Regions from separate parts of the Homo sapiens genome. Here region 2 is linked to region 1. A link is an interaction called in ENCODE POLR2A ChIA-PET data of the cell type or tissue named here. Cell type or tissue: Caco-2. All regions are shown on one strand.

Evidence for each region. Peaks named below come from ENCODE experiments on the same cell type or tissue, not always from the same donor. Only the 100,000 strongest peaks of a DNase experiment are listed, where the experiment ranks them.
Region 2: POLR2A ChIA-PET joins it to region 1 with 14 read pairs; 2 of 35 experiments call an interaction of 5 or more read pairs at or near these places.

Annotation. Positions count from the first base shown.
Region 1 is chr7:101,120,622-101,123,121 of GRCh38, forward strand. No RefSeq gene overlaps it. Among named protein-coding and RNA genes, the nearest start is that of SERPINE1, 5.2 kb to the right of the region's middle. RefSeq lists enhancers at 1,121-1,740, 1,327-1,621, 2,361-2,500. In Caco-2, no CTCF peak of the experiment used is centred here; DNase peaks (open chromatin) are centred at 1,470 and 2,100; H3K4me3 peaks cover 424 bases.
Region 2 is chr7:101,516,036-101,518,535 of GRCh38, forward strand. All of the region lies in intron 3 of COL26A1 (collagen type XXVI alpha 1 chain), which reads left to right. Among named protein-coding and RNA genes, the nearest start is that of LINC01007, 52 kb to the right of the region's middle. In Caco-2, no CTCF peak of the experiment used is centred here; no DNase peak of the experiment used is centred here.

The DNA of each region.
Region 1 (2,500 bases):
GTCACTTGAGCTCAGGAGTTCAAGAACAGCCTGGGCAACGTGGCAAAACCCCGTCTCTACCAAAAATACAAAAAATTAGCCAGGTGTCATGGTGTACATCTGTGGTCCCAGCTACTGGGAGGCTGAGGTGGGAGGATCACTTAATCCCGGGAGGTAGAGGCTGCAGTAAGCTGAAATGGCACCACTGCACTCCAACCTTGAGCCCAGGAGTTTGAGACTAGCCTGGGCAACATAAAGAGACCCTCATCTCTGAAAAAAAAAAAATTAGGCGGGGCACAGTGGCTCACATCTGTAATCCCAGCACTTTGAGAGGCTGAGGAAGGCGGATCACTTGAGGTCAGGAGTTCAAGACCAGCCTGGCCAACATGGTGAAACCCCGTCTCTACTAAAAATACAAAAATCAGCTGGGCGTGATGGCAGATGCCTGTAATCCCAGCTACTTGGGAGGCTGAAGCACTATAATTGCTTGAGCCTGGGAGGTAGAGGTTGCAGTGAACTGAGACCACACCATTGCACTCCAGCCTGGGCAAGAAGAGCGAAACTTTGTCTCAAAAAAAAAAAAAAAAAAAAAAAAAAATTGGCGGGGCATGGTGGTGCACACCTGTAGTCCCAACTAGCAACTCCTCAGGAGGCTGAGATGGGAGGATCTCTTGAGCCTGGGAGGTCGAAATGCAGTGAGTCATGACTGTGCCAAGGCTGGGAGCCATGATTGTGCCACTGCACTCCCACCTGGGCAACAGAACGTGGCCCCCACTCAAAAAAAAAATGCAATTGTGGACAAGCAAGGGCTACATTGGGTAAGGCAGCACCAGTTAGAGTGTTAGGGAGTTTAAAGAGAAATGACCGGCCAGGGGCTGGCAGGGGAGAGGGGATACAGCAGGAGAGGAGGGGGAAGTCAGTCACAGAGCCAGGGTAAGGAAGGGCCCCTGGACAGGCTGTCCCAGAGCCACGATCTTAAATAAAAGGCAGTGGAGGGCCAGGCGCAGTGGCTCACGCCTATAATCCCAGCACTTTGGAAGGCCGAGGTGGGTGGATCATGAGGTCAGGAGATCGAGACCAGCCTGGACAACATGGGGAAACTAGTCTCTACTAAAAATACAAAAATTAGCCAGGCATGGTGGCGCATGACTATAATCCCAGCTACTCGGGAGGCTGGGGCAGGAGAATCGCTTGAACCTGGGAGGCGGAGGATGCAGTGAGCCAAGATCACACCTCCGCACTCCAGCCTGGGCAACAGAGCAAGACTCCATCTCAAAAAAAAAAAAAAAAAAGGCGGTGGAGACACCCAGCACTGGTTCCCTCCTAGAGAAGGGGAGAGAGCCGAGCCCAAACACAGGCTATTTTTGGAGTTGTGTTGTTTGGAGAGCAACCAAGCCAGAAATAGTGCTGTTAGCAAGACCCTGCCTTCTCCAACCCCCGGCTCTCCCAGTGAAATCACCAGGAATCAGGGAGGCTGGGCCCCACATTCCAGGGAGCCTGTGTAACAGGCAGTGCTCTCTTCCCCACCGGAAGGGCTTGGGAGCTGAGCATTTGACTGTAAAAGGGATTCTGGGATTCCAGAGGGACAGAGGGACTGAGTCAGAGAGAGAGAGAGAGAGAGAGTGGAAATGGGGGGCAACCTCCTGCAGCGGAGGAGAGGGGACAGGAGGGAAGGCTCGGGGAAGAAAGGGTAGGCAGGAGGTCAGAGAGAAGGGAGCAGGAAGCGGGAGGCTCAGAGAGAGAAAGGGAAAGTGAAAAAGAAAGCGGGGAAGACAGAAGCAAAGAGGAAGAGCAGAGATCGGGCCAGAAGGCGGGAGGTCAGGGGGCGATGGGTGGTGGGAAGGCCAGTGTCCACCCAGGGCCCACCAGTGGGTGGGGGACAGAGGGACAGTCATGGAAAATCTGAGTGTGATCTACAGTCACGAACCACCTGCTCAGGGACAGATGGAGACATCTTTCCCAGTAGCTGGAATCAGAACTTTCCCCTGAAATCCACAGCCCGGTAACTCACTCTCTTATCTCTGACCCTCCGGAAGCCAGAGATCTAGCTATTTCATCAGCATGGACTTTTCTTTCTGTGCCCGTGTGACCCCTTACAAAAGAGCTCAAGCTGGAAAGAGAGGATTGGATCAAGAAAGAGAGAACTTAGGATTCAGGGGAAAAGGGGAAAGTGATAACCCCTTGAGTCAGATTCTGAGAAGAGGGTTTCTCTGAGAGGTCGGTGGGGAGCAGCCCGCAGGCAGCTGGACCCTGGTATGGAAGGGCTCGGCTCCTAAGGCAGGTAAGAGAAGGCAGGGCCACGTGCATGAAGTAGAGGCAGGGGTCATGGCCAAGTCTGGGTTCTTTTTATTTATTTATTTTTTTGAGACAATCTTGCTCTTTCGCTCAAGCTGGAGTGCAGTGGTGCAATCTCAGCTCTCTGCAACCTCCACCTCTTGGGTTCAAGAGATTCTCCCACCTCAGGCTCCTGAGTAGCTGGGACTACAGGTACGTGCCGCCATGCCTGGCTAATTTCTGTACT
Region 2 (2,500 bases), 400 kb after region 1:
TGGTGTAAATAACTGAGGGGGAAGTAAGGAGTTGCTGCCCTGGGAGGGTGAACCTGGTTTTAGCCCTGGGTTGGCCACCATTCAAATGTGTGATTGTGGCCGTGAGCCACTTAACATCCAGATATCTTTTCTAATCTGTACGAAGAAAGGGCTGAGTGAGATCATTCTAAGATCCTTCTTGTCTTTACAACTGTATGGGAGATTTGCTTTTTTGTTGTTTTTTGTTTTGTTTTGTTTTGTTTTTTTAGAGAGAGAAAGAGAGTTTTGCTCTGTTGCCCAGACTGGAGTGCAGTGGCAATAGTCATAGCTCACTGCAGCCTTGACCTCCTTAGCTCAAGCAATCCTCCCACCTCAGCCTCTCGAATAGCCGGGACTACAGGTGCGCACCACCATGCATGGCTAGTTTTAATTTTTTTTTTAGAGATGGGGTCTCACTAGGTTGCCCCACCTAGTCTCAAACTCCTGGGCTCAAGTGATCCTCCGGCCTCAGCTCCCAAAGTGCTGTGATTATAGGCATAAGCTAGTGCACCTGGTGAGATTTGCTTTTTAATATAAGAGTACAAATTACAGCTGTCTTTTCTCAGCCATGCAGTCTAGTCCCACATTCTCTAACCAGTTCAGGGGCCCAGGAGACGGCTTTGATCATTCGTGTCTTAAGGGCCAAACAACTGAGGTTCAGAGAGCCGAAAAACTTTCTCAGGGTCACACAGCGTGTCGGGGGCAGGGCCCAGAGAGATGACTAGGCCTTAAGCTATTAGGCAACCACTGTAAAATCCTGCACAGAGGCCGTCATGTTGTTCGAAGGCATTTTAAAGAACTATTCGGGGCAGCAATACACAGAAAGTCTCCCTAAGAAAGAGCCAGATCGTGTTTGGGTGATTTCCCAGGCTGGAAAATCCAGGCAAGTGGAAGAAAAAATTCATCCTTGGTGAAGGTCGGTGCCTGGTAAGGGGAGGGGCCTTGTCGAGTGCTCCTCGGATTACCATGGCAACTGCCTCCTGCCAGGAAAGGTGTGATCCTGAGTCTGACCCTGAGACTCAAGGAGTCTCCTTCACTTGCCCCGTGATTCTTCCCTTCCTGTCTCCTTCACCCATCCCATCTCCCGCCTGAGCTGACATCACTGCCCTAGGGAAGCTGAGCCCAGGCTGCCAAATGCCACCAAGCAGGTAGCTTCCGTGTGAGCGCAGTATTCCCCAGAGATGTGGATGGATCTCCTTCACCTGTTCCTCCGTTGGGTGTCTAGGAACCTGGGCAATGGGGCTCTGACACCTGCCTGCCCATCTGTATTGGTCCGTTTTCACGTTGCTGATAAAGACATACCCAAGATTGGGCAATTTACAGAAAAAAAGAGGTTTAATGGACTTACAGCTCCACGTGGCTGGGGGAGCCTCACAATCACTGCGAGGTGACTTGCTCCTCCTTGCCTTCCGCCATGATTGTGAGACTTCCCCAGCCACGAGAGAGCTTGTGCTGGGTGCAGGGAAACTCCCACTTATATAATCATCAGATCTCGCGAGACTTACTCACTATCACGAGAACGGCATGAGAAAGACCTGCCCCATGATTCAATTAGCTCCCACTGGGTCCCTCCCACAACATGTGGGAATTCAAGATGAGATTTGGGTGAGGACACAGCCAAACCATTTCACCATCTCTTGCCCATCTTGATCCCAGGGGATAGAAGATAGCTGGGCTGGAAGACAGGGTTGGGGTGCTCCAGGGCTTCCCCCACTGCAGTCAGAGAAGCTTCCCTTCTCCCCGCATTTTTTTTTTTTTTTTTTTTTTTTTTTTTTTTTGAGATGAGGTCTTGCTCTGTGTCCCAGGCTGGAGTGCAGTGGTGCAATCATAGCTCACTACAGCTTCGAACTCCTGGACTCAAGCGATCCTCCCACCTCGGCCTCCCGAGTAGCTGGGACTACAGGCATGCACCACCCAGGCCTAGCTTGTTCTAAAAAACTTTGAGAGACGATGTCTTGCTAAGTTGCTTAGGCTAGTCTTGAACTTCTTGGCTCAAGAGATTCTCCCACCTCTACCTCCCAAAGTACTGGGATTACAGGTGTGAGCCACTGCACCCAGCCTGTCTTTTGTTTTTAAAACTCTGCTGCCATTTCTCTCTGAAAGCCCCAATGGCCAGAGAACCTTGCCCGCATCTTGCTGTATTTTTGGGAATTTGTCTGTTCCTTGAGAGGCGATTGCCTCCTCCTGAGCCTTGACCAGTGGGTGCTACAGGAAGATGAGGCCTCACCTAGTCCCAAGGCTGTGGGTGCCCCTCAGCCCTCTGGGGTTCAGAGTGCCTGGCAGTGTCAGGCCGCTCCCCACCCCACCACAGCCTGGAGGCTCCAAGGCTGCCAGCTTTGTTTCATGACCCTTTGAACCTTGACCTTGGGCTTGGAGCACCATTAAGACAAATTCTTTCCCAGTGATGAAGAGCAATGGCAGCGCCAACTCCCCGTGTCCAAGTGGGTCAGGAACCACAGAGTCCGTCTCCCCCTGCACTTGG